2 separate regions of the Homo sapiens genome follow, and region 1 is linked to region 2. A link is a loop called in an ENCODE intact Hi-C map of the cell type or tissue named here. Cell type or tissue: PC-3. All regions are shown on one strand. Each heading gives the region's core, and the rest is flanking DNA. Links, peaks and the distances in the headings are about the cores only.

Region 1 (15,932 bases), core at 3,502-11,501, 860 kb after region 2:
TGCTGACTCCTTCTCAGCACTAGATGGTGCCCTAAGCTAATCTTTGCTCTAGCTCTTTCACAGGTTCTGAGTTTTGCATAGTGCCTATTTTTGGATGGGCCTGGGGGTGGGATCCAAAGTGGATACATGGCTGTCTGGGAAGGCTGGCGAAGGTTTGTGCCCAAAGCAGTCATGGATAATGCCTCCTATAGCATGATCCTGCTGAAGAGCCTTTCTGATTTATGCCTCCCTAGGTAGAAATGAAGAGCAGCCACCAGATTTTGCATGCTGACTGCTGCTAGCCTCACCTCCACTTTTTGTCTCTGGCTGACCTAAGGAGTTTTTACCCTACAGGCACTTGCAATGATTCCCTTGGGTTAAGGCAGGAATGTTTTTCCTTCTAAGGAACCCAGGATGGTGGAGAAGCCAGCTGTCTGCCTTGATCTCAGTTTTTCCATTGTAGAGGCTACACTTTTTCAGTGTAGAAAGAAGTCTAGGGGCAGTTTTCCATGTGGTGCCTGGCAGCTTGCTGGAGGGGCATCAAGGTTAAAGAAATTCATTTCCCCTACCTTCTGCTCCTGGTTTTTCACTTCTCTGAGGCTCTAGGGATTGTCGCAGCCTCAGTTTTAAGTTTTGGAATATTCCGGGTGATAATCTTGGCACTAGATAGTTGTTTTTGCTTTTCTATGAGGGAGAGTGAAGCCAGATTGCTCCTACTCTGCCATTTTGATGCCATCAGTGAATCCATTTTAAATTTTCACTGAATCATCTGCTGGTGGTGATTAAAGAAGAAACTTCAGTGTTTGACATGTTAACAAAAGGCAGCTAAGTGGTTGCAAAGGTCACATGGCAGAGTCAACAAATCAGCAGCTATTGCTAGGGAAGAATGAGGGCAAGAGCAGTCTCAGGGTTTCTTTTTCTCTTTGAGCTCAGCACACAGTCTTGCAGAGAAGCAACCTTTCTTCCCCTCATATTTCTTGAATTGTGTAGTGGTTGTTATTCTTTTTCATCTTCTGGCTGCTACTTCATTTTTGAGTTTTATTTTGACATAAAAGAGGCACTGCTCCACGCTTCAGTTTTTGTTTTCTTCTTTTTTCTCCACTTTAATCTACATTCTCCTTCTGCCTCTTGGCTCTCACCCATCTTTCATTTGGAGAGTATCAGCAGGAATCAGCCAGAGGGATAGTTTGCTGTATATAGAATTGGCCTCTTCAAGCTGTAGACAGACTTTCCCAGAATGTCATTTCAATGTCAGACAGGTCTTCAGGGCAGCAACACAGTACCTGGAAGGATGGGATGGCCATAAAAATGTGCCAATCAGATCTCTTGCTTCGGGGAGCATAACTGATTGGTAGCCTCAGCTGCTCTTCTTCTAGCTCTTCCCTGCTCATTTGTTTGTGCCAAAAGCATGCCTCCCATGAATTCCTTCCAGCTAACAAATGAGCATAGTGGGGATACTGGCCTCACAGATGCAGGCCTATTCCTGTAAAACACAGGACTCTTGTTTTGGTGACTTTACTTGAGAATTTCCATATGGCTAAAACCTTGTTAGAACTGTGCTGCAGCTTGGAACTCTTATTACTTAATCCCCCTTAATTTCTCCTTTGGAAGCCCCAAAGATGTTTAAATGCTGAGAAAGATTGAAAATGGCTGAGAAAACTTGGGACCCTAAAAAATGAGATGGGGGCAACTGGATGGATTTCCTGAGGATATTGACTCTGCACACTCCTCCCCATGCTGACCATTCTCAGAGCTTTCAGCAGTTAACAACCCTTCCCTAGTAAGAACTACGCTACCCTCTTGGTAGAAGATAAAGCAGTGAATCAAGAAGAATCCCACTCAAGAGCTGCCTCTACTTCCTCTCCTGCATTCCACACTGATAACTATGATTCCAGCTGAAGATGTGCTGGGCCAGATAAGGGAAGGAAGAAATTATATACTAGAGAAACTATGAATTTTAGCTAGCTTATACTTGTATTGGAATTTTAGTGATATTTGATGGAGGGTACTGGAATGTAAGAGTGGACAAGCAAAAATTCATTGACTTGGGGGAACTTTCTCGACACGGAATTTAACATTCTTGTGAGGACCCCTGGGGATAGGGTAAACTCACCTCTAGGGTGGCTATTAGAAGCCTGGAGCATTGTGGAGGTAAATTGCAGGCTCCTTCCTGTGAGAAATGCAATTTTGCCTGGAGTATTTCAACAGGCACCCTCAGCTGATGTGTTTGCCGTTGGCCTGGCTGACACTTTCTTAGAAACACACTGCAGTTTGCTGCAGGTTGAATTGCCTTCCACTGAGTCATCCTTCTTTTCCCCTCTTTCACAGCTGTCTGACTCCGCCCACTCTTTGAATTTCCCTCTTCTTTTTTTTTTTTTTTTTTTTGGTTTGTTTGGTTTTTTTGAGACGGAGTCTCGCTCTGTCGCCCAGGCTGGAGTGCAGTGGCACAATCTCGGCTCACTGCAAGCTCCGCCTCCCGGGTTCACGCCATTCTCCTGCCTCAGCCTCCCGAGTAGCTGGGACTACAGGTGCCCACCACCATGCCCAGCTAATTTTTTTGTATTTTTAGTAGAGATGGTGTTTCACCGTGTTAGCCAGGATGGTCTCGATCTCCTGACCTCGTGATCCGCCTGCCTTGGCCTCCCAAAGTGCTGGGATTACAGGCGTGAGCCACCGTGCCCAGCCTGAATTTCCCTCTTCTTTATCCTATTGGGGTATTTCCCCCAATAAATCTCTTGTATGTAACATCTCATCTTGGTGTCTGCTTTTAAGAGGAATCCAAATTAACATAGGGGAACATTCTGGTATTAGTCTATGAGGGGAAAAGCCAGAAAGAGGTAGAAACTCCATAAAAACTTGTTTTTCTTGAGAAATTATTTTCCCTGGATTTTTCCCCCAAAATCTCCAGTAAACAAGCAATGAGTTGTTTGTCCCCAAGCTATCCTTACACCCTCAGACTTAGAATTCTATTTCCCAAGGCTACTCCCCTTCACAGGAGAATATAAATTACAACACTCATACAGCAGAGATTGAAGAGCATGAGCTCCAATTTAGACTTCTGAGGCCAGAGGGCTCTGATTCTATCCTCAGAGTTCTCATTCCAAGTCAGTTTTAAGCTGATAATTATGGAAACAAAAGGAAGCTTGCTGATCACAGTCCTGTGTGGTCTGTCTGTGCGCAATGTGTCTCAATCCCTCCCTTTACTTTCATACTTAATAATGTTATCTGTTACCCATTAGGGAGCCATAAGATCTATTCCCACATAGGACCCATCCCAGATGAATCCTTGTGTGGTTCTGATTAGGTTTCAGGCTCCACCCAGCCCAGAGATTTTGTAATTTGACAGGAAGAGCTGCCTTGGGGTTTGATAGAAATACCTGGAAGTGAGAGCCCACCTTGTGCCAATTTCCTTCCATTTGAGTGAAATTACTTTTACTTCGCCACTTTCACTTTCACCTTCACCAAACACACCCTCACTTTTGAACAAGACTCACCTGGTTGATATTGGCTGCCTTCCCTGAGGCTCCTATATTGTGAATTTTTACAAATATTCTTCTGCATCCCTCCTCACCTGTGAGTAGTTTGTGCACCTACTTGCAAACGTTCATTTGCTGTGTGAAGTGCGCGTTACTTTGATATGTCTTTCCCAAAACGTGTGTCATAGAACATCGATTCCTTGAGATGTTAATAATTGTCCTGCAAAAATGGCTTCAGTCAAATAAATTTAGAGAAGTCTGTGTTTAAAAATACATATGTATAGGAACACATAAAACATTTTGACTTTAAGACTTCTCAGGGTCTTTAAGGTGATCAAGAGTGTGGTGAATCTTCAAGAGGGAGATAAAGTATGTAATAACTTCCAAAATTATTTACCACAAAATTCATAGAGTCCATTCTTATTTTTGCAGTAACTTCACAGCTGATGCCTCAGGGACTGGCATGCACAAAATTCAGGGCTGCATGTGAGAAGGGTGTGGGGTGCCTTCCCCTGATAAGGAGTCTCTGCTGAAATAAGACTGATCCCTGTTGCCCCTCCAAGGAGCTTCCTGCAGCAAGAGCCATTGAGACTGCAAATGATTTGATTTTAACGTCCTGGATGCTTCTATGGCAACATAAAGGTGTTTAATGCTAGTCCCTGCCTTCAACTTTAAACACTGCCAGACCCAGACTCTGAGATGTGCAGTTAATTATTTTAGTTCCTTTTCTTCCCGGATTCAATTGGGTTCCATCAAAAACACAAAGCTCATCATGGCTGAGAAAAACAGGTCACAGTTGGAATTCATTTGGCAATAGAGGATATTGGATTATGTCCCTGAATATCTGTTTTGAAAACACTAAAACTTCCAAGCTTTTGCTAAACAAACTGTTCCTGTTTATGTGACACACCATAAGCCATGGGTCCTGACTGTACTTCTGTTCGAAGGCCTCCAAAATTGTAGTTTATATTCAAATCTATCGCACATCAAAATCCAAATTTGAGAAGACTCCAGGATACATATACATTCGGTGCTATGGTCTAAACATAACCTGAATTGCTTTAGAATGAACATTTTTGTCAATTACTCTCTGGAGTTAGGGACTCCTTTCCATGTAGATCACCTGACAAACCCAAGCAGGAAATACAGCCTAAGTCAAATTGAAAAGATTTAAGTGCTTGGCTAATACAGCAAATCCTAGGGATCTAGGATTCAGGGGACATTCCCTTATTGGTGGTTTTCTTACAATCTTGAGGCTCAGTCTGATGGTTGGACATAATTGAATGTTTAAATACTCCAGGGCTAACTCAATGAGCCTGGGAATATAAAGAGAACTGCTGTTGCACTGTGGAATATTCAGTTATTACATGCAATTTCTTTAAAAGTTCCCATGCATTTTCTTTACCACTGAGGATTTACTTCAATATTTATTTTTATTTATATATTTATTACTCCCTTCCACTGAAGATCTGAGGGCATAGATTTATTCCAAGAATATGAGCTCTTTCCAAATATACAAGACTAGTTTTCTATTCATTTGTTGTTCATTCTGCATTGGTTCCCCAAAAGTGAACCACATTGCTATTCCTATAGGGATAGGACATTGCAACTCCCTCTTTCCACTTAGTAATTTTTTTCCTGGAGAAGGATGACAGTGTCTACGAGGGAGGCCTGTTTGTTGTGGCATGTGGCATAACAGGGAGAAGGTCCATAAAGGGAGGAGTGATGGAAGGTGTGGTTAAGAAGGGATAAGGGGAAATGAGGACAGAATTAATGAGCATGTTAGGAACAAGAAGATGTCGGGAAACTCTGTGTATTTGACTTTCTGAAGTTCACAGTTTCAACACATGCGTTTGGCTTGGTTTAACTACATGGAGCTTTGATAATGCTCTTTTCCTAAGGGAAACACTGACACTTCAGGCTTGCAGAGACAAGCACAGTCTAGCTCAAGCTTGTCCAACCCACAGCCCACTGGCCACATGTGGCCCAGGATGCCTTTGCAGCCCAATGCAAATTTGTAAACTTTCTTAAAACATGAGATTTTTTTTTGCAATTTTTTTAGCTCATCAGCTACTGTTAGTGTTAGTGTATTCTGTGTGGAGCCCAAGACATTTCTTCTTCCAATGTGGCCCAGGGAAGCCAGAAGTTGGACACTCCTGCTCCAGCTGAATGCTTTTTGCAGGATCTTTTTTTTTTAAATGTCCAAAGGAAATAAAATAAAAAGCCCAGAATATTTTGTAAGACAAAAAATATATTACTGTAGTTGGAAGCCATGACCTAGGAAGGGGTGGGGGTCATGAGCAGGGCACCGGCTAGGGATCTGGTCACAGTAGCAAAGGTCTATCACTTGGCATGGGAGGTTTGGATAGGCAGAGAAGAAAGTCTCTCTATAAGGATGAGGTAGTCTTTTTACCCTTCAACACTTTTTAAATCACCTTACAGGAGGGAAGAATTTGAATTATGCATTGGAAAGTTGCATTCTTTAATATGGTCTCCTCATTTCTATGAATTGAGATGTTTTCTATGATTCTCCTTATTCTGTAGCAATAGAGGAAATCACTCCCTTATCTGTACTGCATCTTTGTAGCATTTGTGCATAGATCTGTTATCACAATTACCACCCTATTTGATTACTTATCTATCTTCTGTATTAAATGATTCTTGGAAGGACAGGGAGCATGCCACATTCTTCTCACTTGCTCGGTGCCCAGCATGGTGCCAAGTATTTAACAAGAACTAAAATAATGTTTTTGGACTTAATTGAAGGTGGCCACAGTGGGAGTGGGGAGAGATATGAAAGGTATAAAATCTACCTTGTTTTCAGAATCAGAAGGAAATTAAGGACGAGTTATTGGAATCATTAAGCTTCATTTTCCACCTGCAGCCACAAATCTGTTAACTACAGTTAAATTTGCACAGACATGCAAACATTAACCACATACCCTTCCTCCATTATAGCTCAGGCTGAAAACCAAGGCTCTATCATAGTTCACAGCCTGACCAAGCCAATCTGAGTTTGTACCAGCCACCAGCTGCTCCTCGTCCTTGTCAGACAGAAAAATAGATACATGACCTATAGCTGTCACAAATTACAGTGCTCATGCTACCCAGAATAGTACAAGCTGTTCTTTCTTTTCTCAACAGTCAATCAACCTAGATGTAGAAAACCCATTAGGGCATCTTTGCTGTGCTTTCCCCTGCCTCCTTCATCCTCTCATTGCATCCCCGCATGAAGAGCTCTAGGCTGAACTATTTCTTTTGCTAAGTTAATTAAGGCAGGGGACAGCCACTGCTGCTGGTGGGAGGCAGTTACACACATGAGCAGACTTTATCATTAATGTCTTCCCCTTAAACTGTTTCATACTCAATTTTCCTGGCTCAGTTTCATTTATTACTCATAATTAGAGCCAGCTCCTACTTACTCAATTCAGCAGGTACTTTTGAAGCGTTTATGGTGAGAGTAAGGCTGTGTCTGTAACCACTGGCAAGCAAAAGACACATGTAAACATCTTCTTTGCTTGATTTTCAGCATGCTCACTCCTGACACATACAAGCAGGGCAGCTCAAAACCGTGGCAGGATGGGTAGCTGGGGAATGTGCACATCACTTTGTTGCTGTTGGGGGTATTTAAGCAGGGGCTGCACTCGCACATTCAACCACTGTTTATTAAGTGCTTCCTGTGGACAGAAGTCCTTGTGTTGTCCACTGTTTAATAGGTCCAGCAAGGTGGCTGGATGAGAATTTAGGATGATGGTGGTGGTGGTGGTGGTTTGGGGACGGGGTTAGAAATCACTCTATGGCAGTTTAAACTCTGATTCTTCTGGTAGGGCTGGGCAAAGCTGCTTCTTCACAGACTAATCCTCTCTTCCTAAAAAAGAAAATTAAAGTTATTCAAAGCCAGACAGCAGGGACTATTGTGTGTCCTCCCAGGTCTCATTTAGTCATTGAAAAAACATTTTCTAGTGAGTTCAAAAAAATTACTTAAAGCCGGTTTCAAAGATACTAAGTTACCTGTATCCATAAAGCTCAGCTCCCTGTTTGCTTATAGGAAAATTTTTTTACTGATCTAAATTTTGTGGAAAGAAGATGCAGGAGCATTATGACCTGAGAAGTTTGGGACCTCTCGCCTGGACCTTTTCCTTTAGGCAAGAAAGGTGAGCCCCTTGGGCTTGCATGATTACATCTACAGGAAGGGACAATGGCACCCTCTGCTGGCTTACCTAGGTCAAGATGCTTTTTGCTTCTATCCTTCATTGGCAAATTGAAAGACAAATTGTTCTTTACCTACCTTCACTGCTGATAGACAGGAGCAACTTGACCTGACTTTGAAAATTACTTCAACACTCTTCCTCTTGAGAGAGCCTCTTCTTTTGCAATTACTCTACATGCTTGCATACATAAAGTACTGGCCTTGGTCTTAAAAGCGCTGGGTTTAGAATCCTGGTCTTCAGCAAGAACAATGATTGCTACTTCTCTTCTCTAAGATGCAAGATGGGGACTACTGTGAAAATTAAATTAGCAAATGTGTTAAGATAGAACATGACGTGCACCCAGAGAAAAATAAGATATATTAAAGAAGCATTGTTTAAGCATTCATCTACTTTTTTTTCACTATGAAGTACAATTTTAATAGTCAGATGGGATCCATATATATGAAAAAAGGGGTACAGTGATTATTATCAAATCTTTTTGTCTTCTCCACAAGGTACTGAGTCAAATGCTCTGCAAGGAAAAATAAAGAAATGCTATACATTTATCAGAACCTTCTGTATCCATCTTTGATCAGTTGCAGTGCTTATGCTCCAAGGTTTTCTTGCTAAAGAGCTAGTGTTTGTTTTAACCTATGTGATGAGGAAATATAAGAGAATTCAGAATAAACCAGCAACAAAACCGAGAGTCTCACCAGAACAGACCACTCTTTGTATGCTAGCTTTATGTTTTTGTGTCTTTGTAACCAAAAAAAAAAAAAAAAAATCAGTCTTTTTGTGTGTGTGAACTCTGGACATGGCAGTGCAAAATGGGCTCTCTCTCCATGACCTGAGCTTCTGTAGCCCTCTGCCCGTCGCAGCTCCTCTGAGTGACTGGCTTTCCTAGTGAGCTGTGATAGTGTGTGGAGTGAGTTGTTTTTCTTCTCAGAGTGGGAAATAAGTCCTTCCATTTTTGCAATGCTATAACATACGGATGCAACACCATTAAATGTGTGTAAATCATCCTCCATCCACAAACGTCAAACACAGTCAGGCGAATTAAGGCATTTTAACTCCAATACCTACTTCTTGCACTTTACTGTTATTTCCAAAAAGTTCTTACTTAAATCTTGATTCTACCACATATTAGCTATCTAACTTTGAGCCAGTTATTTGATCTGACTGAACTTGAATGTTGTCATCTCTGATAGAACAATATCTACACATAGGGTTGTCATATTCAATGAGATGAAGTAGATTGAAGACCTAGCACAGAATCTGCCATTTATGTCTGTTTAATAGATGACAGTTGTCATTGATTAATATTACTAAATCTTCTACAAGAATTAGGACTTTTACATAGTAAAAATTAAAAATAATGTTATTTATTAAAAATCTATTTTTAGATATATTTATGTTATATTTGAATATATTTATTTGCAAAACTCAAATATTGCAGCATCTCACTCACTGCTGGGGGAGATGACATGAAGGAATGACTTGTGTATGGCCCATGTGCAAGTCAAGGCCATAATTGCATTGGCTCTATGAATGGTCTTCAGGGCCCCATCTCCAATGCCATAGTTATGAGCAGGGTTATTAGAGGCTACCAGTTACTCATAAAACCAGTCTGTGTCACAGTGCTCCAGGCCTCCTGGCAGGCTGCTCCAGAGCTGGAGCACAAGCTGCTCCCTGCTGGCTGCTCCTTGCCTTGGAGACGGCCAACTGGCTAGCTATATGCATAAGCCTGAAACTGGACCCCTTCCTTACACCATACATGAAAATCAATTCAAGATGCATTAAAGACTTAAATGTAAAACCCAAAACTATAAAAAACCCAGGAAGACAACCTAGGCAATACCATTCTGGGTGTAGGCATGGGCAAAGATTTCATGATGAACATGCCAAAAGCAATTGCAACGAAAGCAAAAATTGATAAATGGGATCTAATTAAGCTAAAGAACTTCAGCACAGCAAAATAAACTATCAACAGAGTAAACAGACAACCTACAGAATGGGAGAAAACTTTTGCAAACTGTGCATCTGACAAAGGTCTAATATCCAGCATTTATAAGGAACTTAAGTTTACAAGAAAAAAACAACCCCACTAAAACGTGGGCAAAGGACATAAACAGGAACCCTCTCAAAGGAAGACATGCATGTGGCCAACAAACATATGAAAAAAAGCTCAATGTTACTGATTAGTAGGGAAATGCAAATCAAAACCACAATGAGATGCCATCTCACACCAGTCAGAATGGCTAATTATTAAAAAGTCAAAAAAATAACAGATGCTGGTGAGGTTGTGGAGAAAAAGGAACACTTACCTTCTGTTGGTGGGAGTATAAATTAGTTCGACCATTGTGGAAGACAATGTGGCCATTTATAAAAGACCTAAAGACAGAAAAACCATTTGACCCTGCAATCCCATTATTGGATATATACCCAAAGGAATATAAATTTTTCTGTTATAAAGACACATGCACACATATGTTCATTGCAGCTGTATTCACAATAGCAAAGACATAGAATCAACCCAAATGCCAGTCAATGATAGACTGGATAAAGAAAATGTGGTACATATACACCATGGAATACTATGCAGCCATAAAAAAGAAAGAGAATGTCTTTTGCAGGGACATAGATGGAGCTGGAAGCCATTATCCTTAGCAACTAATGCAGAAAACAACACACCAAATACCGCATGTTCTCACTTATAAGTGGGAGCTAAGTGATGGAACACAGGGACATATAGAGGGGAGCCGATTTGAGGGTGGAGGGTGGGAGGAGGGAGAGGGTCAGTAAAAATAATTAATGGATACTAGGCTTAATACCTGGGTGATGAAATAATCCATACAACAACCTCCATGACCCAACTTTACCTATGTAACAAACCAACACATGTACCCTTGAACTTAATAAAAGTTAAAAAAAAAAATTTCACGCATCACCCCTTCTCCACCACAGAGTAGTGCTAGAGAGTGAAGTGGGCACTATGGCTTAAACTGGCTGTGGCCTGATTCAGTCACAAACCACAGTTGGTTTGCGCTGAAACGCCGGCTCAGGTTAGTCAATTTCAAAAAGAAAAATGAAGAGATTTTAGAAACTCCTTTTTGAAATCAGTGTTCATTTGGGCCTATAATTTCCTGAGGCAAGCCCTATGCTAATTTTATTGCCGTTTCTTTACATAAATAGGTGGGAGGATGAAGGAGTGGAAGCTTCCAGGGAAACACCAGGTAGCCTGGTACACTGTCAACACTGGCTTCTAATAGGTATTTAGAAAACCCTGAGGTTAGCATCAGTTTTTCTAGGCGCAAAAGAGCCCACGTGAAGGAAATTATGGGGAAAGAGTGGGAGAAAGGAGGAGGCGAGAGATTCAGCTACAAGCTAGCAGGAAGGAGGAAGGCTTGTGGGGAGGGTAGGCTGGTGTTGGAGATAGTGTCAACTGGATAGTGTGTTCCAGTTCAGCTCCGGCCATTTGTCAGAGTGAAAGTCTGCACGGCATGTCACAATGTGGGTTTTGACCCGACCCAGCCGGTTCTGATGCTCCCAATATCACAAGAAACTGCCGTTCAGGAGATGATGGCAAAGTGAGATGAAGAAAGGAAGGTCTTAGCTCTAGAAGTGAGGGTAGGAACAGGCCCCGCAGACAGCCAGCCAGAGAACAATGCTGCTTTCGCTGTCTTCAAAATCCTGCTCGGTCTTCCTTTTCCACTCAGCGTAAAAGCCACAGTCTCCCTGTGGCTCTCATGGCCGTCCATGCTCTGGCCCTTCTTGTGGCCTCTCTGACCTCATCTCCTCCTGCTGTCCCCCTCCTTCCCTCCAACGCCCCTCTCCTCCTCGCTGTTCCACAACCCCCACCAAGACATGCCCATGCATCCGAGTCTTTGTACTCAGGTTCACCCAGCCTAGAATGTTCTTCCTACGTATCTGCTTGTTCCCTCCTCTAGCTCCTTTAGATCTTTTATCGGGTGGCCTTTCCTGACCACCCGATTTAAAACCGCAACTCCTTTACCTCTAATTATTTTGCTTATAGTCTGTCTTTGCCTTCCTGAATACAAATTCCATGGGGAGGCAGAGGTTTTCCCTGTTGTCTTCATCACTCAGAACAGCTGCTGCACATGTTAGGCACTCAGAGCGTATTTGTTTTTCAACAAATGAATCTTGGACTTGCAATTCTCAGTACCACATCTCTGATGGGGCACACATGCTCCAGGAAGTCTTCAGTCCTGAGCACATGGGGCTCTCACAGAAGTATCAAGGAAGGGGCTCCAGTCCATTGGGGACTAGGAATGCTTCAGGAGTGTTTAAGATTCAGCAATAGACCCCTGGCAGTTTACGGGATCGTAACCCAGCCGACTTTGAGGAATAGGCATAAGACTAGGGCACCAATGACTAAGCCCCTACCATCAAGACCATGGAAGTGTCAGAAAATAAAGCCCAGTTGAAGCCGTGTCCCCACCAGGGACAGCAGCCACATATAGAAGAAAAGACCAGTGTGAAGTTTGGAGGCAAAATTTAGCACCTAGATTAACCAAGAGTTATAGACAAGAACAGGTGTGTTTGTCTTGTCGTGGCTTTGGGCCAGAGCTCCCTATTTCCCACTCTGCTATCCATCTGCCCCCCATTTCCCCAAGACTGGTCTGCTATCTGCCTGCCCCCCATCTCCCCAAGACTGGTCTGTTCATGTCTCAGCTTTGTCTTTAATAGCCCAGATGCATAACCGAAGGCTTGTCCTGGGATTATTTTACAGCACAAATCTCATCTCAAAATTGAGTTGGGCCTCTAGGGCAGACCTGATGCAGATGTATAAGGCAAGGTATTAGCCCAGTTCCTGACAGGGATGCTCAATTTTAAGACCCTCAAAGAAAAAGCACTTCATATACATTTTCTTGTTTAACCATCACTCAATCTCATCAAATAGGTTATTCTTAAACAGCTGAGGACAGTGGGTCTCAGAAAGGCTCAACATTTGCCCAAGTTCATCTGGGAGGTGATAAGTGGCAGCTGGTAGGTTTTGCTCCAGCTATGACTCTGGAGCTGTGTCCATTTCCTTGAACCACTTTGCCACATGACATCAGCAGCAGTGGCAGGGGGTGGGTGCTTCCCGCCTACTTCTTCAGAGGCCTTGTCACCAGCCTGCCTGAACTGTGTCAGTGTGACCTCTCAATCTGGAATACTGTGTATTTTGGCCAGCAGTCAGCTGTACAGGAAACAAAGAGAACCCAAGTCAAGCCAGGTTGGTGTGTTCTTTCTGGCAGTCTGTAAGGAGATCCCTGTGCCAGCCAGCCAGAGATAGCTCCCCTATCACTGGAGATCATGTCCCACACTAAGTCTCAAAGCTGACTAAGCCTGGAGAAGGCTACTGAGACATCTATGTCACAACATTCAGCCAGAAAGTCTTGAAATGGTCCCTTGGGAGTTTTTCTCTACCTAAGGCCTATTCCACCTTTTCTCTTCCAGGCTGTGGCTACCAGCCCCTCTGGGGTTGCAAGTCGCACCAAACAAAGGATTCATTCAACAAATGTATTCATTCAGTAAATATTTTTGAGTACCCAATATGCGCTAGAATGCCTGAAAGTGACTGTGAACTAATTCCTTGGGTTATGAATCTCTAAAGTTTGTGCAGGGTCATTTTTTTGTGGCAGTAGGAATGTGAGTACTGTGAACAAGGCCAGCTAAGGGAAAATTAGTCATTCATGCTGCTGGCTGCCTATTCTCGAGGCTGCCCTTGGCCCTTACATTTCCCATAGCTATCGAATACATTCCTGCTGCCCCTCAGGCCAAGGATACTGCTATGGTATTCTCAGTTACAACACAGCCTAACAAAATGACCCCATATTCTGGATATTTTCTTAGACCCTCATTGAAAGTTATTGATTCTGGGTCTCATTCTTTAGAGGTCCTGATAAATTCTGTCAGGTTAATATTAATAACTGTTTCATGTATAACCCTCATTAAAATTTCATTTCAAAGAAGCATATTATAACTTCACTTAAAGGAAGGACAACTAGTGGGCAATTTGAAGGGCCTAGCTGCCTCATAAGATGGGGAGGTGGGCCTGGGATATCTCTGTAACCAAATGATGTAATTTAGTTTAATGGAGTCAGCAGCCACCTATAAAAGCAGCCATGTCCCCAGCGGACAAAGATGTCACCTGGTTTAACCCCATGTAACCCAAAAATTCCTTGATTTCAAGAGGATACAATGCATTTCCTCTACAGACTCAAAAAAAAAAAAAAAAAAAAAAAAAAAAAACCATACAATTTCTCAAAATCTCAAAGTTCCAAAAGAAAATTCCAAAATTACAAAGTACCAAAAAATTTGCCACCAAACAACGTTTTAGAATTCTGATGCAATCTGTGACTACAAGGAATACTGTTCCTGGTGCTGTGCATTGGGTGTGGAGTGGATGCTGTTAGCATTCCTCCAAGATCCCTTTTCAGTGTGTCCGTCCATGAAGACTGTGTGGTTTTGCTTCTAAATACCTGCACCTGCTGCTTTCTCTGGAAGCCTACACTTGGGCTACCGGAGCCTTTGCTGAAAGTGCCTGAGAGTATACGTCCTCCTGAGGCAGCCCTTAGCCAATGACTGGTAGAAAATGGAAAATGAAAGTCCAGCTCAGAGAATTCCTGTGCAGGATCTGTTTGAAGTTACCCTTAGCAGGATTTTGCCTGAATTGCACAATTGCTTGGTTTTCTCCTTCCTTGTCCTGCCTTCCCTACCACTTTCAGTTTTTTCTTGGGAGCGTTTCTTCGTGAATTGATTGCACGTGAATCTTGTTCTAGGGTCTCCTTCTGACATCGTTGTCCCAAGGAATGGAAGTAACAATGCTTCAGTCTCAGTGCAGGCTTCCCCAAAATGTATGCTACTTCCAAACAGAAGCATCTTTGACCTGAAATTCCAGCCCACCCACCCCCTTCCAAATACATACCTAGATGCTTCTCCTGGGGGCTTTCACAGCATTTAATAGGCTGTATGTCTGGCTCAGAACTCTTTGAGAGCATAAACTGTTTTAGTTATTATTTGAATTTTAAGTGAAATGATTTGTGATCCCAAAATTATTTGTGAAATGACTGTGAACCAGTCTCAATCAATTTAGAAAGTTTATTTTACTAAGGTTGAGGACATGCCCATGACACAGTCTCAGGAGGTCCTGACCACATGTGCCCAAGGTGGTTATGTTACAGCAGGTAGTCACACAGACATGAGCAGGGCAGGTGAAGGTCCCCCTCAACCAGGAATGTCAGGCAACCATCAGGTGCTGGGCAGTTATTAAACTGTCTCTAAAATAATTGGTTGCAGCCAGCACCAGGGAAAGGCAGTCTTCCTATAAACAGAAACACCTGAAACTGGTAATCAGCAGCTTCCTGACAAGATCTCAGGAGTTGGGGGAATGGGCTCAAGCATGCACATTAAGAGGCAAAAACATACGGAATTTAACTGGTGTCTCACCTTCTAGGGACATTTGACTGGTAAGGGAAGAACGCCTCAAGTGAGCATGCATACACCTCCAGTAAACACACTGCACATGTGTTCCCTCCCAAGTGCTAGCAGGCTGCTGTGCATGTGGACAGCCCACCCCAAGGGAAGAATCAGGGCAGAAATAACACAAGATCCTGTAAGCATGCCAATGAGTCGGAAGGCGGAATTGTGCCCTTGATCTCTCAAGTCGCCCACTTGGCCCTCTTCCAAGTAAGTGTACTTTACTTCCTTTCATTTCTGTGCTAAAGCTTTTTGATAAGCTTTCACTCCTGCTCTAAAACTTGCCTTGGTCTCTCACTCTGCTTTATGTCCCCTTGGTCGAATTCTTTCTTCTGAAGTAGCAAGAATTGAGGTTACTGCAGATTCCTAAGGATTCACCACCGCTAACAGTCAGGACACAGCTTGGTTTTGCCAATTTTAGGGACACATGAGACATCAATCAATACATGTAAGATGTATATTGGTTCTGTTCGGAAAGGCAGGACAACTCGAATCAGGAGCTTCCAGGTCATCCGTAGATGTAAACATTTTTCTGATTGACAGTTGGTTATTATCAATAGAAAGGAATGTCTGGGTTATAAGAGGTTGTGGAAACCAAGGTTTTATGTAGATGAAGCCTCCAGGTAGCAGGCTTCAGAGAGAATCGATTGTGAATATTTCTTATCAGATTTAAAGAGTCTGTTCTACCAGTAATTCCAAAAGAGAGGAGGGTAATAAAGCGTGTCTAGCTCCTCCTTCCCATCCTGGTCTTAATGAGTTTTTCAGGATAACTTTGGAATATCCTTGGCTGAGAGGAGGGGCCCAT
Region 2 (15,932 bases), core at 5,148-13,147:
ATATGGGGCAAGAGATCATACCCCTTCCTATGCTCACTGAATGCTCCATTTTATTTAGCCAAGGATAAGAACTTAATGGAGGCCAGGTGCCACATAGACCAAAAGGAAATGCACTATTTCCTGTCCCGGCTTTTTTTTTTCATGCCTGCCTTCACTATGGGGCTGCTGGTCACTCTGACTGGCATTGAGAAAGCCAAATTATTGGTGTGCTATTGTCCTTTCACAAGCATGCTTAAATCACCATCTCACTAAAAGCTAATAATCTGTGCACTTAAAATAATTAATTAATAGGTTTGACTTTTAGAGTAGTCTTAGGTTCACAGAAAAACTGAGCAGAAAATATGAAGCTCCCAAATTCATGCATTTTTGTTTAAAGAAATATTCAAACACATCAGATTCTCCAAGAGAATTGAAAATATATATTCATATGGAAATGTGTACACGAATGTGCAAAGTAGCATCATCCGTAATAGCCAGCAGGTAGAATCAACTCAAATGCCCATCAACTGATGAATAAACAAAATGGGATATATCCACACATTGTTCAGCCATAAAAAGGAATGAAGTACTGTTACATGCTATAACATGGAAGACCCTTAAAAACATTATGCCGAGTGAACGATGCCTCTCACGGAAGGCCACATGTTATATGATGCCACTTATATGAAATACCCAGAATAGACAAATCTATAGATTAGTTGTTGCCAGTGTTGCAGAGAGAGAGGAATAAGGAGTGACTGCTACTAGGTGCAGGGCTTCTTTTGGGGGTGATGAAAATGTTCTGAAATTAGATAGTGACGGTAGTTGCAAATATACCAAAATACACACTTAAAAATGCCTCTCGCCTGTAATCCCAGCACTTTGGGAGGCCGAGGCGGGCAAATCACGAGGTCAGGAGATCGAGACCATACTGGCTAACGAGGTGAAACCCCGTCTCTATTAAAAGTACAAAAAATTAGCCAGGCGTAGTGGCAGGCGCCTGTAGTCCCAGCTACTCGGGAGGCTGAGGCAGGAGAACGGCGTGAACCCAGGAAGTGGAGCTTGCAGTGAGCCGAGATTGCGCCACTGCACTCCAGCCTGGGCGACAGAGGGAGAGTCCGTCTCAAAAAAAAAAAAAAAAAAAAAAAGCCTCTCTCTTTATTAAATCAAAATCCCACCAATGAAGCCACATCATCATGGGGATTGGAGGGAAAAAACAAAGTCCATAGCAGGCTGTCCCTGAGGAGCCTCTCTGCTTCAGCTCTACGATGCCCTGAAAAGCCAGCTCTCTGCAGGGCACCACCTTCTCTGGGTGAATAAACTTATATCAGACTGGTTCTGATTTTGAGTGCCGTGAGGGCAATAGCCACTAATTTCTTGAAACCCAAATAATCTCCCTGAATGAGTTTTGGGAGGAGCTGCTTCTTTCCTGCTCCTGATCCTTCTCTACACAGGAAGGGAACAAAACTAGGGCCTCTCTGCACCTTCCCCAGGTTCTCAGGGGCAGGGTAGAATGAGAGCTGTACCTGCCCTCTTTCTCCATGTGTCACTTTCTTACTGCTAATGCTCAGCTTTCCCTCGAGGTTTTGCTACTTTTTCACTTACTTTTAGCTGGATTTTAAAACTTAATTTCCCTCTTGAGGTGAACCCATTCCTTTCCTATATCACGTGCAGAACTGACACTGTTTGATGAATCCTGGAGGCATAATAAATGGTAGTGATTCATTAGAAGCATCCATTTTATTTTTTTTAATTAAATGTGTAGCTGATTAATCTTGGTTAGAGTGGAGCGTATGAGAAAGACATTACATTAATAGACCACTACTAAAATCACACCACAAAGAAAGATGTTTGTAGTTTGTCACAAAGAGAGAAAACAGGACACAAAACAATATGTATGTACAGTGTGATCCCATTTTTGTAGAGATATCTACCTTGCTATCTCTAATTAGTGCCACAGTGAATGATTTTCTTTTTATCTATTTTCTACACTGCTAAATTGAACATACAAGTCTTATGCAATTTTTAACATTCAAAAGTAAAATGGTACCAACAACATTTATAATAGTTATAAATAAGTAACTCTAAACTGATCATCCTAGACAATCATTTATCAACCTCTGAGTGGGCATACAATCCTTCCTAGGTACCTGAGGGTAGGAAGGAGGCACCAGAGGCAGGGAGGAGAAATATGGGCTAGAAAGGAATGAAGGTGCTCTCGGCCCTACAGGATATCATAGTCTGAGAAACCGATGCTATACATCAGAGACCTAGAATAGTAACAGACTGTCTGCTGTGTGCCCTTTTATTCTAGTCATTCTTTATTAAGCAACATTTACTGAAGGGCCACCTGTGAGGATAAAAATTCAAATAGGATATTGTCACTGCCTTTAAGAAGCCTAAAGGAGCATTAATTCTTTCCCTCACTTTTCATACAAGATCAAGACATGGCTTGTTCTTCTCCATGTGCTTTATGTGATGGCATTTTTTCTCTATAACTCTTTTCTATAGAGCCTAACCAAGCTGCAAGATCTGGACATGTTTTAAAGAGCAACTTATTCTGGTGGAGAAATAAGAATGAAAGGGAAAGAAAATCTTTAAGACACATGTCCTAAATATCCCCAGTTCCTCCTCCTCCTCACTCACACATGTGGAAAAGTGAGAGAATAATAACATTAAGTAGCAAATATTTTTGTTTTAATTTTTTTACTTGTTCAGATATTTTATTTTTTTATTTCTGACTTTATTTTCATTTTATTTCAGATTCAGGAAGTACACGTGCAGGTTTGTTAGATGGGTATATTATCTGATGCTGAAGTTTAAGCATGTAATAATCCTGTTACCCAAATATTAAACATAGTACCCAATAGGTAGTTTTTCAACCCTTGCCCCCTTGCCTCCCTCCCCTTTTTGGAATCCCCAGAGTTTATTGTTCCCATTTTTGTATCTGTGTGACGCAGTGTTCAACTCCCACTTATTAGTAAGAATATGCAGTGTTTGGTTTTCTGTTTCTGCATTAATTTACTTAGGGTAATGGCCTTCATCTGCATGCATGTTGCTGCAAAGGACACGATTTCATCCTGTTTTATGGCTATGTAGCATTCCATGGTGTATACATGTCATATTTTCTTTATCCAATCCACCTGGGGTTGATGGACACCTGGGTTGATGCCCTGTCTTTGCTATTGTGACTAGAGCTGCAATAAACATGTGAGTTCAAGTGTCTTTTTGGTAGAACAATTTATTTTCCATTGGATATATACCTAGTAATAGGATTACTGGGTCAAATGCTAGTTCTACTTTTAGTTCTCTGAGAAATCTCCAAACTGCTTTTCACAAGGGCTGAACTAATTCAAACATTGTCTATTCATGTCTCTTATCTGCTCCTGTGGGACCCCAAAAGCTCCTCCTGTCTACTTCTGCAAATCCTCAAAGACAAGTCTAGACTCACATTTGTTCAGGAATAGGACTGCTAATGTTCCCCACTTCTGGACTCCTCCACTTCCTGTAAGTTACTTGAGGTAACTTAACTCTGTATCCACCACTGGCATGCTCTGAGGAAAACCCACTACTGAAAACGTGTGTTTGGACCAATCTTGTGTGCATTTAATTTTTAAAACTACATAAAGGACGATTTAATAGTAAAGGACATTCATGATAACCGTTTGTAAACCAAAGGGTTATTTTATATTAGACAACAAATACTCCAAGCTTCATTTATAAATTCATTCAAGCTGAATTGTATAGGAGATTTGCTCAATGTGTAGTTCATCCCGGGCTAAAAGAGCAAACTAGCAATTACAGAGAGCTGTGTAAACCTGCACATGACAGTGCAGTGGAGCTGCACCGAGACATGCTTAGGACATGCAGAATAAATGAGTGATTTGGGTGATGTTCTTTGAATGTACCCCATTAGAATATAATCCACATCTGCCAAGAAGCAGCTTTAGTATAAACATTTAGTATTTATGCATTGTATCTGCTTGCAAGAAAAAGCAGTAGAAACTGAAAATGGCAATGGTCAATTATTTATCTTTCTCCTTCTCACTCTTTCATAACATAAAAAGGTAATTCCAAAATGACATTTTCCACATAGAATTATCTCATAGACGACAATGTACACATACATACAAAATCTCCAACCTAAATGGTTTTCTCACTGGTGGCATTTCATTTCCTTATTTCTCTAGAAAACAATATGGATGGTTTTCTCTGGGGGGAAAAAAAATACACCTCCAAGCTGAAATTTTAAATCTCCAAGAACATGCAAATCCTTTGCCATAAAAATAAAATTCAAGTAAATTCAAGACCCTTCCAGGCTAGTACTGTTCCTAGAATAACATATCATATAAGTTTCTCAGTATTTGAGGTTCTAAAAAGCAACTATATTAAAACTGCTACAAATTTGAATGTGTACTAGTTATACATGCATGTACCTGGCAATTATCAAAAATGACTGAATTTAACTTTATTTTGATCACATCTGCATATGAAAGTATTGGTGCAAGACCATCAAACTGTGAACTGTAAAACAAGTGGCCAAGAATTAGTTTTATATCCTGTAGCTAACCATATACCTCCAGTCTATAAAGGAGTTGGGAGTGGCCAAGAGTTGGAGTAAGGGGTGAGAAAAGATTTTGAGAAAACTTTCATCTACCCATGGTGGGGATAAGATGCTCCTTTTTTCCCTGAAGCCCTGTAAAGAATGGCTTCTGGGCTAACTACGTTGTCTTCTTGAGTTTGGTGGCCATTGCATGTTGGTATCTTACTAATAACAGAGAAATCTAAAGAGTGAGATACTGATTGGATTACCTACAGCAGTAGAGCCTCTGGAAATATTTTCAGAGTAAGTCAACTCCCACTTACAATGGGTCAGAGTTGCAGATTTGCTATGGACCATTCGAGAGAGTGAGAGAGCGCAATTATATTTCTTTGTAACTGCACCCTCCAAGTTTTTTTATTTTAGCTTGATATTTGATAGATATACATATATACCCCTCCCATCCCCTTTCTGAGGTCCTTTCTGAGGCTCTCTTCCAGTTAGAATCTATCACATTATAATCTGAGCTTCAATTTCCCTTTAACCCCCTCTTAATTGGCTTTCCATCACTGAATTTAGTATTGGACTGGATTGGAAGACGGTGAGAGGAAAATCATTGACTCTTGCTATCCTCACCCACCGCTCCTCAAGAATGGGCATTCTCCAGCTCTTCCAGAATCATGTTCTTCTCTATGTAGTTCTGCAACTCTAACTGAACCTAATCCTTTCTCATCTCCTTACACTGCAGTTTCTATAGAGTTTCTCACCACACATATATCTTTTTACAACTATTAAAAGGTCATACCTCCAGTCCAGCAGTGTAAGGAGATGAGTGAAAGAGTTACAGAGTACAAAAGCAACTTCTACTGTTTAAGTACATTATTGTAAATATGCACAATATAATGCTATCTGGTCATTTCAAATGACATTTATGAAAACTCTGTAAAAACATGAGAAATGCTTATGGTAAAATAAAAAGTGAAAAAGCAATTTACATAACATATAGTTGTAGACCTTTTAATAGTTGTAAAAAGATATATGTGTGGTGAGAAACTGTTTAGAATAAAGCTAGCACTTGTGTTAAAATGGGGAAAGTATAAATATTCGTACTTCATTATGCATAAAAATATCTTCAGAATGATACACAAAAAATAAGTAGTTGTCTATTGGAGTTGAAGGTAAAACTGAGCAGTGGGGTACAGAAATTTACAAAAAAACTTTATACCTTGTTATTTTTTTTGAACCATGTGAATGTATTACTTATTGATATTAATATTAAATAAGGCCGGGCACAGTGGCTGACACCTATAATCTTAGCACTTTGAGAGACTAAAGCAAGCCGAGAACTTGAGCCCAGGTGTTCAAGTCCGGCCTGAGCAACATGGCGAAACCTTGTCTCTATAAAAAATACAAAATAATTAGCTGGGTGTGGTGGTGAACACCTGTAGTCCCAGCTACCAGGGAAGCTAAGGTGGGAGGATCCCCTGAGCCCAGGAGGTCGAAGCTGCTACAGTGAGCCGTGATTGTATCACTGCACTCCAACATGGGCGACAGAGTGAGACCGTGTCTTAAAAAAAGAAAGGAAAAAGAAAAGAAAATATTAAGTAAATGCATGTGTGTGTGCATGTGTAACAGAAAGGTAATACACAAAGATGTAAGAATAGTGGCTGTCAGTCTGTATTGACAAATGGTTTTTCTTCTTTCTACATGTACCAGCTAAATTGTCCTCAATGGATGTAAGTTTCTTTTATCATTTTTAAAAATGCAATGAAATATTTTTGTCCAGCTATTTTTTAACTATTGCCTTGTTAAACAAGCTATAATCAATAATTTTCCAAGAAAGGAACAGAAAACTATCATTTCTAGAGTCCCAAATTAATGTAAATAGCTGTGCCAAGGAGTTTGCATGCTTCCTGGGGCAAAATCCGCCAGAGCATCAAGACAGGATCCAAACAGCATTCTGCTTTCATGGGGCTCTTTCATGTAGTGCCTAAGACGGTGCTCCTTAAACTTTAGTGTTCACACAAATCCCTTGGGAATCTTGTTAAAATGCAGCTTCTAATTTAAGAAGTCTGGGTGAGGGCCAGGCACGGTGGCTCACGCCTGTAATCCGAGCACTTTGAGAGTCTGATGCGGGTTGATTACCTGAGGTCAGGAGTTCGAGACCAACCTGGCTAATGTAGTGAAACCCCGTCTCTACTAAAAATACAAAAATCAGCCAGGTGTGGTGGCACATGGCTGTAATCTCAGCTGCTCGGGAGGCTGAGGCAGGAGAATCACTCGAACCTGGGAGGCGTAGATTGCAGTGAACTGAGATGGCGCCACTGCACCCCAGCCTGGGCGACAGAGAAAGACTCCACCTCAAAAAGAAAAAAAAAAAAAAGAAGAAGTCTGGGTGAAGCCTGGGATTCTGCATTTCAAATGAGCTGGCAGGTGAAACGAATGCTGTTGGCCTGCAGATCACACTTTTGAGAAGCAAAGGTCTACCGCAACACGTCTCTGCTGCTTCTAGTGTAGCACAGAGTCCCCATCAGCATGAAAGGACTGTAGACCTCAGAGTGGTCCACAAACCAACTCACGCTGTAGAAATGATTAGCAATGTTATACTATTTTATTTTACTTAGTTGTCCCATTCAAAACTTGTGAGAAAAAAATAAAATTTTAATTTTAATAGATGGGACATATCAAACAAAAAGGATTTCTTATGACCTTTGAAACATCTTACTGTTTGGCATAAGCCAACTGCTTAGGATGAGCAAGTACTACTCTGCAGTTCCTCATTGGCCCAATCTGGTTTAGGTCTTTAACAGCAGTTGAGTTGAAGAAAACAACCCTTTCTTCTGGGATTAAGGTGTCCTCCTCATTTAGGACTAGAGCCAGTGAGTGAGAACACTTGGATTCTAGTCTTAGCACTGTCATTTAGGAGCAGCACGACTTTGGGCAAGTTATTATAGGCTCCTGGCTCTCAGACTCCTCATTTTTTAAGAGTAGCTCATGAGCTGGTAGCAAGAACATTCCGGCTGTAACATCTGAGGCTGATTACACTGACTGGGCAAGCTGCAGATGTCTGCCATATTTGTACTTTATCCTCAGAGCCTTGGGGAGCTACTGAAGGCTTAAAAATAGGAGAACAATACAATACAACATGAAGGGATTAACACAAGAGGATGAGAGGAAATCCCCCAGTTTGGCCAACAATTGGCCAAATGATATTTAACTATGCGCAGCTGCCAAACTTAAGTCAAATTTCACTTACGGTAACCAGCAGAAGAGAATCATTCCAAAAAGCAAGGCCAGACTTGTGTTTACTCTTCAAACAAATAATTGATTTTACAAAAAAGAAAAGAAAAGAAAAAAAAAAGCTGGGCATGGTGGCTCATGCCTGTAATCCCAACACTTTGGAAGGCCAAGGCAGGCAAATCACCTGAGGTCAGGAGTTTGAGACCAGCCTGGCCACCATGGTGAAACCCCGTCTCTACTAAAAATACAAAAATTAGCCAAGTATGGTGGCACACGTCTGTAATCCCAGCTACTCGGGAGGCTGAGGCAGGAGAATTGCTTGAGCCTGGGAGACAGAGGTTGCAGTGAGCTGAGATCGTGCCATTGCACTCCAGCCTGGGTGACAGAGCGAGACTCTCTCTCAAAAAAAAAGAAAAAAGAAAAGAAAAAAACCTTGATTAGAGGTAATTATATAATATCAGTTATTGCAAGTGTTTAAATGTTTGTATATGCTTGAATTATATTACACAGGAATTCCATATCTGTAAACCAAACTCAGGCATTTCATATGCTAAGGCCTGTGATCAAACATTAAAATCTGATTCTAATTAACACTTCCCTCTTGGAATTAATAATGACAACAATTATTTATTGAGTATCTCTTCTGTGCTGGGTGCCTTACATGCATTGTCTCGATTTACTCTCCCAGCAACTGCAATGAGATAGATATTACCATCCCCATTTTATAAATTAGAAAGCAGACTCAGGGAGTTTAATTAACTTGCCAGAGGTTATACAGGTGGCTGAGCTGGATTTTGAACTCTGGTCTATCTGACTGCTTGGCTCTTAACTTCAGGCTCACTTAAAACAGAAAGCAAGCACAGGCAAATTTGCCAGTTGTTAGTCAATCAAAAATCATGCATATTAAATATCTAGACAATCTGTAACCACCCATAAGTGTATCACATACTTGGTGAGGTGAGTCTCACTGTGAGTGACATGTCATATTTTATGGTATTTGTCTAAGAATGAATAATCTTGACTACAACCTTGCATATATTCTTAGATTGCCAGTTTTATATTCCCTTTGGATGCATATAGTTAAGATTTCAATATATATCCAAATAAATATGTTTGCTGTCATGCATAAGTAGTAGATATTGAACATCTATAAATTTACTTATTTTGTGTGTATTTAATTTCAGGATCATCTATCCATATGTGAATCTTTTTTAATTGATCATTTCTTAAAAAATAAGGTCATGGAAAGATAAATACATCTATGACTGTATTTCATAGGTACCACAGTGACATCTTGTGGGAAAAGCATGTTGAGTTGTTTCTGTGTGTTTTTGAGTATTTCAGAACTACATTTTCTATTGACAAAGAGGAAACTGTCATCTGACTGTGAATTTGAGATGTTGGCCATTAAAATATAGTCTTATACAAATTCAGGGTAATGGGTTTTTAATATCAATTTTCAATAAAATAATAAAATATTTCTGAAATATAAGTAGTCTAAATTGATGAAGTTATGAGAAACAGTCATGATAGCAAGAATGAAAGACTTTTAAATCAGTGAATTTTTAAAATAGTTGTTTCTGTTTTTAGAATGTGAATGAAATAATTTCCTCCACAGATGACCTTGGAATAATTTAATTTCAAAACAAACAGATGATGTTAGTTTTTCAACATTATGGAAACTCTTATTCCCCCCAGGATATCTTTTAAAAGTCTCAGTCAAGACTTATTAGCATAAGATTGTTTACCGAGTACAAAATAAATATCTATTGAGTGCTCACTATGTACAAAGAATTATGAAAGTCTTTAATCTTTTTTCTTAGTAAGATTTACTGGTTTGATAAACTGGCTAGAACATATTTGTTAACAAGGCTGAGGACTGATTTTATTCATGTGGGGATGAGTTTTCTTATTCTATTTCTTTGCAGGTAATATGACATCATCTTTTTAATGACCTTGTAAGTGAAACAAAAACTGAGTGCTTTTCTTTTCTACTTCTATTGTTCTATTTTCTTTTGTATTTCTTAAGCCAGAACTTTAGTACATAGATGTTTGTTGCATTGTTATCTATAATATAATGATTCTATATGCATTCACATATGTGTTATTTTACTGTTATTTTTAATACTATGAAACATTCTAAAAGGTTATATTAACTCAGGATGACAAAGCAAACATTCAAACTATTTTCCTTATATTTGATGTGTCTGCTAAGTCAGAAGAGATGTGATCATCGATTACAAAAGGGCCGCTGCCGGATACATCTATTTTATTTTCACTTACTTTATTGCTTACTTACTATGCATCAACACTAGAGGGCATCTGAGGACTGGGCTAAGTACAATGTGTTACTGTGAGTAAAACAAGCCTCTATTAAAATAACACTACAACATCTTCCATCAAAAGAGCTAATAGTGTTTGTGGCACAGATATTCAAAAATTACTTGATGATAGTTTTATAATGAACTTAGTAAATATGCATACGCTTCCTATTAGAATGTTAAATTAAAACACTCCTTTTCGATACAATGCAATAGCTAATTCTGTAATTATAATTAAATTTACAAATGCAAAGTATAGTAGTGGCAATTATGCATCAAATTGTATTTTCAGCTGCACCTGTCTATATTTTAAAAGTCGGTATGCAGTTGCAAACTACTGAACATCTGAGAATGAATACAGAATTAGCTGGGCAAGGCTATGGTCTTAATTATTATAAATACCCAGTCTGTCATTTTTTTAGCATATGTCACCCAACAATGATGTATTAAGTGCCTACTGTGTGTCAGGATACATCAGTGTTCTGGATTCACCTTCAAGGAGCTCAGCCTAGTAGAAGGGAGAGACAAGTAGACAGACAGATGAGGAAATGGGCCATAATAAACAGTGCAGTGATGGGGTGTGCACAGCAAGAGGGGGGAATCAGAACATAGAGGAAATGCTGCAGCCCTTCCAGGTAGTTTTCTTTTCCCTGGTATGTGCCTGCCTCAGACTATAAAGATAGAGGCTAAAGAATAAATGCTGACATACAAACGTGGTTTCAAATCCTGTTCCACCCTTTTACTAACTCTGTGACCTAAAGCAAGTCTTTTAGCTCCCCAACTTTGATTTCCTCTAAATGAAGCAGCAATGATAATACAGGCTACCACAGAGGATTGCTGTGCAGACCAAAGATAATGCCTACAATGCACTTAATGCAACAGCTGGCACTTAATACATGTTCACTATCATTATTACTATTATCACTTTCATGTAATGACCAACAGACCTGGAATACACTCCATGGTCCCAAGTTGGAGGCAACCAAGGTGGACACAGAGATCAGTTACTTTTATTGTTTCATGGTAGATGAGATCTGATGAAGGAGAATATGATGATCCTTTGGAAATAAAGGGATTGATGGTTACCCACAAGAACTTGGCTCCAATCTCTTCGCCATTCTAACCAGTAAATTTGTGTATTCTTTCTCATTCTGTCTCTCTCTCTCTCTCTCTCTCTCTCTGTCTCTCTCTGTTTCTCTTTCTCACTTCTCTCTGTTTCTGTCTCTCTCTCTCTATCTTTCTCTCTCATACTGTTGCAGAGTATCAGTGTGGGAGGGAATCATCATTTTTTTTTTCTTTAACAGGCATTCAGGAATGAAATGTGTTCATTTTATGTCTGTGTGCTGCTTTGGTATTTAATGCATATGTCTCTAGCATAATATCAAACTTCAGTCTCAATTTCCTGAACAATCTGTATATTTAGAAGACTGAACAATATTTCACAATAGTGTTTTTATTTTCTTAATCTTTTTTTTTAAGCATTTGCTCATAGCTGGAAAGGTGACCATAAAACCAAAACCAGATAGGAAAAACTAAGCCAAAGGAAAACCAAATTCTGATTACTAACAACTATTTAGATCGCATTTTATCAACTTATGATTCAATGATGATGAGCCATATTTTGATAAGAGAATAACATCTCAGACCAAGCTTCCCTCTCTAATATCATAGATATTTGTATCATGACAAAGGATGAAATAATCCCACACATTAGGGTGGAGAACTTATAGCTATTTTCCTTTCAGATTTAAAATTGCCTGTTTTAGTAGATCGGTATCATGTGTCCTTTGCCTTACTTAGAGAGTTACAAAATAGATTTCTCCTTCATAATCTCCTAGAGGGAAAGAACCTGTAAGAAGATCTGACCCTATTTTGCCTTCAGCTGACATATCTAGGCTATATTTGGTAAGCAGCAAAAAATCTGGAGTGATTTTTAACCTTCAACTGGTGTGAGAATGACGGACTAACTTTATTTGAAATGGAAGCCAAGTGAATATCTCAAAATTATGACGTCTTTCCTCCCTCCCCATGGTGAATACCACCCCAACCTCCTTTTTTCAAATTAAAGAGTTCTTGACACTCATCTCCCGATCAAATCCATTTATTTTCAGCTGATCTACTCCAAGTTGATCAAACAACTTCTTTGGTAAAATAAACTACTCACAAAGAGTTCATGGGTTGAGCATGAAAGAGAAGGAAAGCTGGGTAGAGAAGAAAGAAGGAGCAAGTGTTATTTGATGATTTATTCTGTTGTTTATTTTTTCCCTGTCAATACAATTGCAGCTAAGACTATGTTTCTGTCTCAGCGTATAAACTAGCTTTTCACAAGCAGCTTTATTTTAGTCATCTACATCACGAATTCATTTTTTGGCACCAGTTGAGCACACTAGCTCCTATTGAGACGAGCTACAGAGAAAGCAGGCCAGCGCTCCCTCTAACCTTGACAGTGGTTCAACTGAAATACTGTGGATGGAAATTCTACACAGATGCAGCATGTTTTTGTTCCTCCAGGGAATACCAGAGAGGGCTATGGAGTGAGTCACCTGGTGCCATTGCCTAGGAAGAAATGATCCCTGCATTACCTGCATTCTGGACCCACTACCTTGAAAGCCTTGCCTTGCTCTATAGAACAATGAGGGGACCCAGCTTCGCATGCAAACTGTTTAAGGCAGTAGTCATTGTCCTGACACTTCTGTGGTTTACTCTATGTCTCAACACTCCTTGAAGTATTTCTTTCACTCACATCACTCTTTAGACATGCCTTTGGTTTCTGAGCTTATACAATATTTTCCTATGATCAGCAGTGTATTAGTTAAGGCTCTCCAAAGAAACAAAAGCATAGGAGATAGATAGATAGATAGATACATAGATAGATAGATAGATAGATAGATAGATAGATAGATAGATAGATAGAGATCAAGTATATATATATATATACTTGATATATGTACTTGATATATATATATATAAGTATATATATACAGAGAGAGAGAGAGATGAGGAAATTTATTATAAAAATTGTCTCACACAAGAAGTCCTATGATATGCCATCTGCAAGCTGCAGAACCAGGAAAGCTAGTGGTATAATTCAGTCCAAGTCCAAAGGCCTGAGAACCAGCAGTGGAGGGGTCACTGGCTTAAGTCTGGAGTCTGATGTTTGAGGGCAGGGGGATTGATGTCTCAACTCTAGAGGAGAAAGTGAAAATTCATGCTTCCTCCACCTTTTTGCTCAATTTTGACCTTCAAGGGATTGGAAGGTACACAACCACATTGATGAGGGTGGGTGGATCTTCTTTACTTAGTCTACTGACTCAAATGCTAATCTCTTCCACGAACACCCTCACAGACACACTGAGAAATAATATTTTACCAGCTATCTGGACATCCCTTAGCCCAGTCAAATTTTCACATAAAATGAGACATCACAAGCAGGGTTGAGCTTCAGAAATTTAGAATTTCTTTCTTCAACAACAACAACAACAAAAAAGCTTCTTTTTTAGTCTTTCCAGTTGACTGAGATCTTCGAGAAAACAACTTCTAAACTTCTGTGTATAATCATCCGGCCTTTACTTAAACAGTTCTCACCTCAACCACCATTCTCCCACCAACCCACTGCCTAAGACTCCTACCTTCTTCCCTACACACCCTTAATTAAAGCCACACATCTTTCAGGCAGTGTAGCTCATCAAATATGATTGAATGCCTTCTCCATCCCAGGCTGGGCATTAAGCATTGCAGGGATGCAAAGATAATGAAAGCAGTCCCTCGCATTGATTGGTGTTCTATAGTGAATGCCTGCTTATAGAATAGGGGCACTTAATGTGGAAGCCTAAGGATGGGATTTGAGCAGACAGGATGATGACACAAGGCATGAATCTCCTGAATATGTGTGTATGTGTGTGTGTGTGTGTGTGTGTGTGTGTGTGTGTGTGCGTGTGTGATGAACATTTTTGTGGGGTGGGCAATGTCTTTCGTGGTGTATAGGAAACGCATACCACAAAACACCAGATATGTTCCCTGTCCTGTGGAATATAAGGCAGAAAGCCTTATATAGTGATGAGCAGATGGGGCAGAGTCAAAGAGATGGAAGGAAGTTTATGGTGGAGCTATCATTTAGATACTTAGTATCACAATTAATATTAAATATACCCCTTCTGCTTCCCCATTATTTTTTACTGTTGTCAGCTGTTAAAAAAACTTTAAGAAAAACATCTAACATAAACAAAATTTTATTTTTACATACAAAATATTTTTAAGAGCATATAATTAAAAGCATTAACATTTTCTTATGCCTGGTGGCTTTTTAAAAAAAAAGTTTTATAATGTCATTACAGTTTTACCTATTCCTGAACAAAGATGATTCAAATAGCACTCCCTGACAGATAGTACCTCATCAAAGCACCTCAGATAACTGTGGCAAAATGAAGGATACATACAGCATCAGAACCTTAAATAATCAAAAAATCATATAACTTTATTATATCCCATTTAGAAGGACAGAAATAATATAGTTATTGAAACCCTAATTCCCTCAGGAGAAACAAAAAGATGAATCAAGAATTACCTGTGTTTTGAGGCTGTTTTTCTAGTTTCATTTCAACTAGCAAAGTTAGGTGGTAACATGCTTTTTTGTTTTGAGCCAAAATTGTCGTTTTAGTTGGACTGACCCAGAGGCAAAGGGTTGGACTCTTACAGAGGCACTGGGTTTGCACAGGGCACCATTCCTGGTATTGTGTGGAACTCCAGCCGGACCTGCTGACTGGTTCAGGGGTCTCCTGCCCAGAACACTTCCTTAAATGTGAAACTGAGACACAAAAGTGGAACTACTTGCCAGTCAAGCATATTACCACATCACATTGCTTTGCACAGCCTCCTTATGAACCAAATGTTTGCTTACTGCCGGGACATGTGAGACAGAGCATCCTGGAGGAGTCACAGTTGGAACTGAGGCTTGAAGCAGTTCCAGCTTTCGGAGGACAGTGAATGTTTCCTCACCACATCCTGTTTATGACTTTGCGGAAGGCCCCCACCAACCTCATGAGGGTCCTTTTACCATGTGGCATTGAGCCTGCATTCCCCCCAGGACATCAAGTTCTATGACCCCGCTAATGCCTCCCATTCCGGCAATCTTAACATGCCTAAAACTAATCAAAATGCCAGCCTTTGTGATTCTCTCTTCTCTTTCCTTACTGCTATGTGCTCCCTCTCTCCTGAATTTTCTCTTCATTGCCTTTTATCTTTCCTAAGTTTTCCCCCTGTGAGTCTGCAAAACCATCTTTCATTGTAAACAAAATTCCCAACACCCTCCCAAACATGGCACAAAATGTGGTCTTCTCCCCCAACATCTGATTTATTCCTAGACCCACTATATCCTGGGAGACATTAAGCAACTTCACTTCCCTCACCATGTTGCCCAAACTCTATGGCATTTCATCAGCCATTCTTCCAGCACTTTCATCGTTCCAGCCACCTAGCTTCTCCACGATGGTGACTCTGTAAAGTCCCAGTCTTGGATCAACCCACCTACTTGTCTTCTCTACTCTTACATTTACTGAATATGGTTGCAGAAAAGTCATCCACCTGTTCAGGCGAGCACCATTACGATATCAAGTCTCTCCAAGTGTCAAACTTGACCATTTTCTCAAGCTCCCTTTTTCCCTTTTTTTCTTCTTCCTCTTTCAAGCTTCCTTTTAGGTTAATCTGACCTTCTAGTACACTAAGAAAAATCCAGGCTATAAGATTTATATGCCCTCAATTACTTGTAGCTGCATTGTAGTATGTTGGTATCAGAACCTCACATTCACCTCCAAAAGGGTATCCTTTTTGCTCTAGACTAACCTGTTTCCCTGTAC

What was found. A loop is a pair of places that touch in the nucleus more often than their neighbours do. Peaks named below come from ENCODE experiments on the same cell type or tissue, not always from the same donor. Only the 100,000 strongest peaks of a DNase experiment are listed, where the experiment ranks them.
Region 1: it touches region 2 in a loop (29-fold over the local background); 5 of 110 quality-filtered maps call a loop at or near these places.

The regions. Positions count from the first base shown.
Region 1 is chr11:101,429,060-101,444,991 of GRCh38, forward strand. It overlaps LOC124902737 (a long non-coding RNA gene), which reads right to left and starts at 10,009. Exons shown (of 3, transcript XR_007062861.1): 1 at 9,970-10,009; 2 at 7,744-7,956; 3 at 5,667-7,323. In PC-3, for the core only: CTCF peaks have their summits at 7,667 (motif pointing left), 7,866 and 10,616; a DNase peak (open chromatin) is centred at 7,662.
Region 2 is chr11:100,566,535-100,582,466 of GRCh38, forward strand. No RefSeq gene overlaps it. Among named protein-coding and RNA genes, the nearest start is that of ARHGAP42, 110 kb to the right of the region's middle. In PC-3, for the core only: CTCF peaks have their summits at 9,044 (motif pointing left) and 10,081 (motif pointing right); DNase peaks (open chromatin) are centred at 8,727, 9,047, 10,077 and 12,667; H3K4me3 peaks cover 372 bases.